Linked DNA regions of Homo sapiens: region 2 is linked to region 1. A link is a loop called in an ENCODE intact Hi-C map of the cell type or tissue named here. Cell type or tissue: gastrocnemius medialis. All regions are shown on one strand. Each heading gives the region's core, and the rest is flanking DNA. Links, peaks and the distances in the headings are about the cores only.

Evidence for each region. Hi-C counts contacts between places; a loop is a spot of excess contacts. Peaks named below come from ENCODE experiments on the same cell type or tissue, not always from the same donor. Only the 100,000 strongest peaks of a DNase experiment are listed, where the experiment ranks them.
Region 2: it touches region 1 in a loop (13-fold over the local background); 1 of 110 quality-filtered maps calls a loop at or near these places.

The regions. Positions count from the first base shown.
Region 1 is chr16:15,401,887-15,407,264 of GRCh38, reverse strand. All of the region lies in intron 1 of MPV17L-BMERB1 (MPV17L-BMERB1 readthrough), which reads right to left. The region is part of intron 2 of MPV17L (MPV17 mitochondrial inner membrane protein like); the gene reads right to left. Among named protein-coding and RNA genes, the nearest start is that of MPV17L-BMERB1, 8.8 kb to the right of the region's middle. In gastrocnemius medialis, for the core only: no CTCF peak of the experiment used is centred there; DNase peaks (open chromatin) are centred at 1,701, 2,194, 2,970 and 4,839; H3K27ac peaks cover 5,000 bases.
Region 2 is chr16:15,561,009-15,566,386 of GRCh38, reverse strand. All of the region lies in intron 2 of MPV17L-BMERB1 (MPV17L-BMERB1 readthrough), which reads right to left. The region is part of intron 2 of BMERB1 (bMERB domain containing 1); the gene reads right to left. Among named protein-coding and RNA genes, the nearest start is that of MIR6506, 47 kb to the left of the region's middle. RefSeq lists an enhancer at 2,401-2,695. In gastrocnemius medialis, for the core only: no CTCF peak of the experiment used is centred there; DNase peaks (open chromatin) are centred at 2,436, 3,096 and 3,566; H3K27ac peaks cover 3,682 bases.

The DNA.
Region 1 (5,378 bases), core at 78-5,077:
TAATTATATTTTTAACACCAGAATGAAAAGTCTACTAGAATCAGTACCAATTCTGGAAGACAGCGGCTTTGGAAATGACAGCATGTATATATGCATTGCAATTTCCTGGTTACCATGAACAAATGATGCAGGAATATATTTGTAAATACAGAATCATCAATGAATTCTTTTTTTTTAAATTAATTTTTTTTTTTCTGAGACATGGTATCTCTATGTTGCCCAGGCTGGTCTTGAACTCCCAGGCAAAAGCAGTAGTCCCACTGCAGCCTCCCAAAGTGCTGGGGTTATAGGCATGAGCCACCTCATCCTGCTGAATTATTTTATTTATTTATTTTGTTTGAGATGGAATCTCATTCTGTCGCTTAGTCTGGAGTGCAGTGGCAAGATCTTGGCTCACTGCAACATCTGCCTCCTAGGTTCAAGCAGTTCTCCTGCCTCAGCTTCCTGAGTAGCTGGGATCACAGGTGCCTGACACCATGCTCGGCTAATTTTTGTATTTTTAGTAGAGACAGGGTTTTACCATGTTGGCCAGGCTGGTCTTGAACTCCTGACCTCAGGTGATTTGCCTGCCTCGGCCTCCCAAAGTGGTAGGATTACAGGCATGAGCCACTGTGCCCAGCCTTGAATTGTTGAAACTATATACCAAACCATTGTTTATGGAATGATTTTCTAATAATATATTGAAACCATGTGATGCTATAGAACAAGTTTAGCTGAAATTTTCATATATTACAAAATATGTTAGATAGACATTTCACAAGCTTTATCCTACACAGTCCTATGAAAAAGTCATCATTATGATTTTTTAAAAAAAAGTCTTGGTATGTAAATTTATCTCAAAAAACAGCTAGAGGTTTTCAAAATAGTCCTTAAAAGTGGTATTACAGACTTATTTTCTTCTTTTTACTAATTTGTATTTTCTGAAGTTTCTAAAATGAACAATTGCAATAAAAGCTTTATAATATTTATGTTTATATTTAAAAGTAGATATTACATATAATGTGTGTATACATATACATATATACGTATATATACACATATATACGTATATGTGTATGTATATATATATATTTTTTGAGATGGAGTTTTGCTCTTGTTGCCCAGGCTGGAGTGCAATGGTGCGATCTTGGCTCACTGCAACCTCCACCTCCTGGGTTCAAGTGATTCTCCTGCCTCAGCCTCCGAGTAGCTGGGATTACAGGTGCACACGACCATGCCTGGCTAAATTTTGTATTTTTAGTAGAGACAAGGTTTCATGATATTGGCCAGGCTGGTCTCGAACTCCTGACCTCAGGTGATCTGCCCGCCTTGGCCTCCCAACGTGCTGGGATTACAGGCGTGAGCCACCATGCCCGGCCATAATGTATATTTTATATTTATTTATTTTTTTTGAGACGGAGTTTCGCTCTTGTTGTGCATCTCAAATTCCCGAGCTCAGGTGATCTGCCCACCTCAGCCTCCCAAAGTGCTGGGATTACAGGCGTGAGACACCGAGCCTGGCCCTTAATTGTTAAATATGCTTTAAATATAAAATATACCCCTGTAATCCCTGCACTTTGGGAGGCCAAGGCAGGCAGATCACCTGAAGTCGTGAGTTTGAGACCAGCCTGACCAACATGTAGAAACCCTGTGTCTACTAAAAATAAAAATTAGCAGGACGTGATTGCAGGAACCTGTAATCTCAGCTACTCAAGAGGCTGAGGCAGGAGAGTCGCTTGAATTCGGGAGGCAGAGGTTGCAGTGAGCTGAGACTGCACCATTGCACTCCAGCCTGGGCAACAGAACGAGACTCTGTCTCAAAAAAAAAAAAAAAATTAAAACTTTAGCAAAAATAATCAGAAGACTAAACTTATCCAAACATGGCTTTCCTTCTTTCTTTTTTTTTTTTTTCTTAATACAGACGAGGCCTCACTATGCGGGCCAGGTTGGTCTTGAATTCCTGACCCCAAACAATCCTCCAACCTCCGCCACCCAAAGGGTTAGGATTACAGGAGCCACTGTGCCTGGCCATGGCTTTATTTCTTATGGCTGTGTTTTTTTTCTTGTCAGAATGTAGTATCATGTAGTAGTATATTTTGTTCTCAAATCATTCCCCCACTAAAAGGAAGCAGGATGCCTCAAAGAATTGGCTGATTCTAGGGCCAGGGCAGGGCAGGTGCAAGTACAAGATGATCCTGGAACACGCTGTCATGCCAGAAAGGAAGTGGCTTAAGAAAGAAGTAAAGGAGAAAGAAGATGGGTGATGCACAGGACACAGGAACCAGCTTGGGGGAACTCCCACTGGCCGAATCTGGGACATGTGAGCGCTAAAAATAATTAAACCCTGCCATGAACTCTCCTCTGTGCTTCGGCAATCTCCCTCTGAATAGGCCAAAGGCATCTGACATTCAACATTTCCCAAGCTGAACTCACCTCATTTCTTTTTTGTTTGTTTGTTTGTTTTGAGATGGAGTCTTGCTCTGTCACCCAGGCTGGAGTGCAGTGGTGCAATCTCAGCTCACTACAATCTCCGTCTCCCGGGTTCAAGTGATTCTCCTGCCTCAGCCTCCCGAGTAGCTGGGATTACAGGCACTCACCACCATACCTGGCTAATTTTTTGTATTTTTAGTAGAGACAGGGTTTCACCATGTTGGTCAGGCTGGTCTCGAACTCCTGACCTCATATGATCTGCTCGCCTTGGCCTCCCAAAGTGGTGAGATTACAGGCGTGAGCCACCATGTTTATTTTTTTAAATACAGACAGGGTCTTGCTATGTTGCCCAAGCTGGTCTTGAACTCCTAACTTCAAGGGATCCTCCTGCTTCAGCCTCCCAAAGTGTTAGGATTACAGGCGTGAGCCACCACACCTGATATGCTTCCTTATTTCTTATGTGAACTTGGTCACGATAACCACCCACTTTGGTTTCCTTTGCTGCCATTACCTAACTGTGAAGTTCAAGATCCTCAGCTCTGGGTGTTCAACAGTCTCCAGGATCCAAACTCATTCCAAGTTGCTCAACAAATACTCTGTGAACACCAAACTGCCTGTGGTTTCTCCCCTCCAGGCATACCATGGTGCTTTACGCATTGTCAACTGTACTCAGCTCTTCTGCCCCTGGAATGACCTGTCCCCCAGTATGTGCATAACTTCAGATCTTTATTTTATTTTATTTTTTTATTTTGAGACAGGGTCTCACTGTGTTACCCAGGCTGGAGTGCAGTGGCACAATCGTAGCTTACTGCAGTCTCGACCTCCTGGGCTCATGCTAATTTTTGTATTTTTAGTAGAGAGGGGATTTCATCAAGTTGGCGAGGATGGGCTCGATCCCTTGACCTCATGATCCGCCTGCCTTGGCCTACCAAAGTGCTGTGATTACAGGCGTGAGCCATCCTGCCTCTTTAAAGGAAATCTTCCCAAAAAATCTCCAGATGGGCTGGGCTTCAGACTACTGGTTTGCCCTCTTTCTTCTCCTGAGGGTAGATGAGACTCACTCATTGTAACCAGTTTTTTTTTTTAAACAGTATGCAAATGTTCCTGTGGTTTTGTTCATTTACAAATCCCTGCCTGAAGCTTCTTTCCCAATTCTACTTCCTGCTCTCTTTTTTTTTTTTTTTGAACCATGGTCTCACTCTGTCACTCAGGCTGGTGTGCAGCGGTGCAATCACAGCTTACTGCAGCCTCGACCTCCCAGGCTTGCAATCCTCCCATCTCAGCCTCCCGAGCAGCTGGGACCACAGACACTTGCAACTATGCCCAGCTAATTTATTTTATTTTTGTAGCGATGGGGTCTCACTATGGTTGCGCAGGCTGGTCTCAAACTCCTGGGCTCTAGTGATCCTCCTGCCTTAGCCTCCCAAAGTGCTGGGATTACAGGTGTGAGCTGCCTACTTCTTGCTCTTTTTTTTTTTTTTTTTTTTGAGACGGAGTCTCGCTCTGTCGCCCAGGCTGGAGTGCAGTGGCGCAATCTCAGCTCACTACAGTCTCTGCCTCCCGGGTTCAAGTGATTCTCCTGCCTCAGCCTCCCAAGTAGCTGGGACTACAGGCTTGTGCCACCATGCCCTGCTAATTTGTTGTATTTTTAGTGGAGACACGGTTTCACCATGTTAGCCAGGATGGTCTCGATCTCCTGACCTTGTGATCTACCCGCCTCCACCTCCCAAAGTGTTGGGATCACAGGCATGAGCTACTGCCTCCGGTCCTTGCTCTTTAAAAAAAAAAAAAAAAAAGTTAGATGTACATATCTCCATAGACTTTACAACATAATGGAAAAACTTGTTCCTTTTTCTAAAGTAAAACAGAAGAAGTGGCTGGGTATGGTGATTCATGCCTGTAATCCCAGAACTTTGGGAGGCTGAGGGAGGCGGATCACCTGAGGTCAGGAGTTCAAGACCAACCTGGCCAACATGGTGAAACCCTATCTCTACTGAAAAATACAAAAAATTAGCTGGATGTGGTGGTGCAAGTCTGTAATTCCAGCTACTCAGGAGGCTGAGGCAGGAGAATTGAGAATTGCTTGAACCCGGGAGGCAAAGGTTGCAGAGTGCCACTGCACTCCAGCCTAGGCTACGGAGCAAGACTCCGTCTCAAAAAACAAACAAACAAACAAAAAAACCAAAACACACAAACAAAAAACAAAACCAGAAGAAAATCACATTTGGTTGTCACCATGGGGTCCTCAATTTCTGCCCTAAGAGAAATCACAAGAGTTCTGAACACACTTATAGTTACTGTTCCTGAGTATAGAGGCTCAGGGGAAGCCTCTGACTTCAAACCTCTCCATCCTCTGCCTCTAGCCATCAAGTAATGCTGGCTCAGGGGCCTGGTACCATCCAACAGATGATGCTAGAAGCTGTGGAGGTAATAGCTGGGTGTGGCTCAACACTGCTTTTGATAGGGAAGGAAGAACATGTGAAGCCCTAGGCCAGTCTGCGAACATTCTGTAATCCCAAAGATTTACCTCCTTGTGATGAATGCAATCAAACATGCTCTAGGGCAGAGATGAAAACCATCCCTGATTTTGCCAGGCCTTAAGGACACTGTTCAATAAATATTAACTGAATCAATGAATAAATATGTATTGGACTGGACTGTATATATTTGTGCCGAGCAAACAGTAAAAATGCTGATTTGCTTCAAACCTTGGAATAACCCTTGGAAACCTTCTCCTTCTCTATCAATACCTTTGTGATGTTAAAGTTCTTTTCACCAGGACTCCGCAGGATGCTCACCTGAAAACATTGGCTCTGAATGTGGGAATGATTCCATTAAGCCACTCACAATCTATAATCTCTATTTTGCAAATAGAATCCCAAATTTACAGAATAAATTGTTGTCCCTTTGGCTGCAAAATTTACAAAGTAAATTGTGATCATTACTAAGAGTTAATATAATAAAGTCAG
Region 2 (5,378 bases), core at 187-5,186, 160 kb before region 1:
TGAACACTTACATTGTAGTAGGAATTTCCAAATTGCCCTCCGGAGAGATCATGTGTGACATTACCAACAGTGTGGCCATGGGGGACAGTGGGTGCTGGCTCCTGTCATCTCAGTAATTGGGTTGCTTTTGCAACCTAGTTTTGCATTACACATTATAATTTTGCATTACACATTATGGTTTTGTGTGTGTGCTACAAAAATTAACTCATCTTGCTGTAAACAATATTTGTAATGGCTGTCTGCAATTTCACAAATGAGATTCATCGGGATTGTGCTAATTACACCCTCATCTTGATTACTAAGGCTGGCTTTTCAGGTTTGAGCAATTTTGGCCACTGCAGGATGAACATCAGTTCCTCTAAGGCTTCTTCTCCATGTTGGATTATTTGGGGTTTAGATTCTCAGAAGTGGAATCACTGTGTACAAAGGGCTTGATATTTCCATAGCTGTTGAGATGTATCTTCAAATAACTTCCCCGTGATACACAGGTTCACATTCACTCTGCGTGTCTTTGTCTTTGTTGTTCTTGTTTTGTTTTTTGAGACAGGGTCCTGCTGTATCACCCAAGGCACAGTCATAGCTCATTGCAGCCCTGAACTCCTGGGCTCAAGTGATCTTCCCACCTCAGCCTCTGAAGTAGCTGGCACTACAGCTGTGCAGCCATCATGCCCAGCTCATACTTTTTTTAATTTTTAAAATTTTCATAGAGATGGGGTCTTGCTGTTTACCAGGTTGGTCTTGAACTCCTGGCCTCAAGTGATCCTCCCGCCTTGGCCTTCCAAAGTGCTGGGATTACAGGCGTGAGCCACTGTACCTGGCCTGCACGTCTTTATTGAACATCTACTATGTTGGGCATTGTTGTCATCTCTGAGGCTTGCAACAGCAAAGAAGACCAAGCCCTCAGGAAGATGACATTTTGCTAGCAGAGACAGAAGGTAAACCCAAATACAATATTTCAGATGTTACAAAGAAGACTGAAGCAGGTAAGGGATGTAGTGGGTCAGCTTGGAGCCAGTATCTTACTTTGCTCCTGACAACTATCCTAGGAAAAACCAGAGGACAGAAATCATATTTTCATTTTACTCATGCGGAAACAGGTAAAGAGGCTCAACTGAGTACACACAGCTCATGGGGGCAGGACCAGAACTAGAAATCGACCCTTCGGAGTCTGAGTCCACTGATCTTTCTGCCTCGTTCCTCAGCGTCTCCATCAAGGGCCGGGGCTGCTGACTCCTTTCAGCAGTGCCATCTGTATACCAGCATGGGGCCCTATCTTAGTCCCCTGAGTGTTGCTATCAAGGAATGCCTGTGGCTGAGTGCTTTTTTTTTTTTTTGCATAAAGGAATATAAAACTATTTATTAACCACTGTTCACCAGTATTTACGATAAAGTAAACAATATACAGTTGGATAACATTCTGATTACTACAAAGTTGTTCTTCCTGGCTTTTGCTGAACCAGTAAAGCAAACTGAAGATTGAGGCTACATGTAAGGAATGAGCTGGGGTAAAGAAAAAACATGCAGGTCAGTAGGTTAGATTACAAAAGGTTGTTCACACATTTATGGCAGCAGGTCCTAAACTGCCAGCATCTCTAACCATCTGATTAGGTTTCTATGAGCCAAGTCTTACATATTCCATTCAACATGATCTTTTAGTCAATGTAGCAACAGGGATTTCAACATTTTGTTAAGGAATGGCCCACTAGGGAAATTTTTAAATATTCATTTAACTTAGTTTTGTTTAGCTAGTTAAAACACACTAGCATTTGTCTTGTTTTCTCATCTGGATGTGGAAACCTGCTGTGATGGCAGTGATAAAATTTTTCCTTTCAGGAATTTTGCAAATAAACCAATTATAGACGCTTTAAAATTATCCAATTTAAATTGTCCTATTTAGAATTACTTATTTCACTTGAAATGTATGGCTTCAGGAAAATTTTCAATTTACCTTGAAGTGATTATCTCTTATTTAGCTCGGAATAATGGCATCTCAGAAATATGGGTTTACCTGTGATTTTTTGTTTGGGTGAATGCTTAAAAACAAAAAAAAATTTATGTATGCATTTTATAGATACACACACACAAAAAAACATGTAAAAAATCTAGAATGGTCCTTAGGCTTATGGGAACACAAGTTTTGATTGAGTAATGACTATGGACATTTCCCCCAACATTTAGAAAAGCTGTTCTTTAATGAAGAGGAAATAATATCTTTATAAAGACAAGAGGTTTATTTGGCTCATGATTCTGCTGGCTGGAAGATGGGACATTTGGCATGGGCCTCAGGCTGGCTACATTCATAGAAGGTGAAAGGGAGCTCATGTGTGCAGAAGTCACAGGGCAAGAGTGGAAGCAAGAGAGAGGGGGAGGTGCCAGGCTTTTTTTAACAACCAGCTGTCCAGGAACTAAAAGAGTGAGAACTCACTCACCCCCACCTCCCAGGAAGAGCTTAATCTATTCATGGGGGATCCACCCCCGTGACCCAAACACCTCCCACTGGGGCCTATGATGTAGTTTGGATCTGTGTCCCTGCCCACATCTCATGTCAAATCATAATCCCCAGTGTTGGAGGAGGGGCCTGGGGGGAGGTGATTGGATCATGGGGGTGGACGTCTCCCTTGCTGTTCTCATGATAGTGAGTTCTCACGAGATCTGGTTGTTTAAGTGTGTGTAGCACCTCCCTCTTTGCTCTCTTGTTCCTTCTCCAGCCACGTAAGACTTCCCCTTCGCCTTCCATCATGATTGTAAGTTTCCTGAGGCCTCCCCAGCCATGCTTCCTGTACAGCCAGTGGAACTGCAAGTCAATTAAACTTCTTTTCTGTATAAATTACCCAATCTGAGGTAGCCTGTTTAAAAATTTTTTTTTCTGGCTGGGCACGGTGGCTCATACCTGTAATCCCAGCACTTTGGGAGGCCGAGGTGGGCAGATCACGAGGTCAGGAGATCGAGACCATCCTGTCTAACATGGTGAAACCCCGTCTCTACTAAAAATACGAAAAATTAGCCGGGCGTGGTGGTAGGCACCTGTAGTCCCAGCTACTCGGGAGGCTGAGGCAGGAGAATGTGTGAACCCAGGAGGCGGAGGTTGCAGCGGGCCAAGATTGCGCCACTGCACTGGGCAACAGAGCGAGTCTCCGTCCCAAAAAAAAATTTTTTTGTTTCTTTATAATAGAGATAGAGTTACACCATGTTGCCCAAGCTGGTTGCCAACTCCTTGGCTCAAGCAATCCACCCACTTCAGCCTCCCAAAGTGCTGGGATTACAGGCGTGAGCCACTGCGCCCGGCCTCAGGTAGTTCTTTATAGAAATGCGAGAACAGACTAATTTCAACATGAGATTTGGAGGAGACAGACATACAAACCACAGCAGGACCCCTTGCCTTTTGCCACTCAAGAACAACTCATGCTGTCCATTCTAATGCCAGCATCCCAGTTTCAGGACAAGAGGCAGGAATGCCTTGCTTCAGCCTGCATCTCTTGTTGTCAGAGGCACGCCAAGCATTTTTCAAGTCGTGCCCTGGAATGTCCTAGCAGGTGACAGCTGCCTCGAATGAGCGTGGACTTGCCGGGAGGGCACAGACTGTTCCCGTGAGTTTCTATCAGCGATCGTTCAACTGGAGAGACTCCAGACGCTTTTGCAGAGATCAGGCTACATCAGGGCAATCTTGGTCCCCAGGAACATTTGGCAATGCCTGGAGACATATTTGGTTATTATAATTGAGTGTGTGTTGGGGAGGGGTGTGGTTGCTACTGGCATCTAGTGGGTAGAGACCAGGGACACTGCTAAACATCCTACTGTGCACAGAACAGCTCCCACAACAGAAAGTGAGCCAGCCACCATGTCAATCACACTGAAGTTGAGGAATCTTGGATTCTAACCACAGAATTATCAAATTATTGATAATTTTTGAGAGGTAAGAGAGGAGAAGATGGAGAAAGGACAAAAGGAGAGACAGGTAGTGATTAGGAGGCAGAGTTTTGGCACCAAACAACTCTGGCTCAAAGGGCCATGGTACAGTGACTTCCTTTTCTGTCTCACCTAACTCATTTTTAATTATTTATTTATGTTTTTTTTTTTTTTTTTGAAAAAGAGTTTTGCTCTCGTTGCCTAGGCTGGAGTGCAATGGCGCGATCTTGGCTCATTGCAACCTTTGCCTCCCGGGTTCAAGTGATTCTCCTACCTAAGCCTTCCAAGTAGCTGAGATTACAGGCATGCACCACCAGGCCCAGCTAATTTTTTTTTTTTTGGACGAGATTTCACCATGTTGATCAGGCTGGTCTCGAACACCTGATCTCAGGTGATCCACCTGCCTCAGCTTCCCAAAGTGCTGGGATGATAGGCGTGAGCCACCGCACCTAGCCGTCATGTTTTAAATAGGAATAATGGCAGTACTATTTGCTGGGATTATTATGCACATCAAGCATTAAGCACAGTGCCTGGGACCTACACAGTCAAATGCCCAGTAAATGCTATCTACTATTATTATGTTTTTTAGAGACAGGGTCTAGCTCTATCACCCAGGCTGGAGTTCAGCAGTGCAATCATAGCTCACTGCAGCTTCGAACGCCAGGGGTAAAAGGATTTGCCTGCCTCAGCCTTCCAAGTAGCTAGGACTTTAGGCATATGCCCCTACACTCAGCTAATTTTTAAATTTTTTGTAGAGACAGAATCTTGCCATGTTGGCCAAGATGGTCTAGAACTCCTAGCCTCAAGCGATCCTCCCATGTCAGCCTCCCAAAGCACTGGGATTACAGGCATGAGCCACCACCCTTGGCCTTTACTATTATTATCATTAGCTGTGAGAAAGAAGCAGAGAATGGCTGGGTGGGGTGGCTCACACCTGTAATCCCAGCACTTTGGGAGGCCGAGGTGGAAGGATCACTTGAAGTCAGGAGTTCAAGACCAGCCTGGCCAACGTGGTGAGACCCTTTCTCTACTAAAAATATAAAAATTAGCCAGGTGTGGTGGCACATGCCTGTAATCCCCAGTTCTCAGGAGGCTGAAGCAGGAGAATCGCTTGAACCCAGGAGGCAGAGGTTGCAGTGAGTCAAGATCATGCCACTGCACTCCAGCCTGGCCAACAGAGTGAGACTCCTTCTCCCAAAAAAAAAAAAAAAAAAAAAAAAAAAATGGCCGGCGTGGTGGCTCACACCTGTAATCCTAGCAGTTTGGAAGGCTGAGGTGGGCAGGTCACAAGGTCAAGAGATCAAGACCATCCTGGCCAACTTGGTGAAATCCTGTCTCTACTAAAAATACAAAAATTAGCCGGGCATGGTTGGTAGTGGGCGCCTGTAATCCCAGCTACTCAGGAAGCTGAGGCAGGAGAATACTTGAACCCAGGAGGCAGAGATTGCGGTGAGCTGAGATCGTGCCACTGC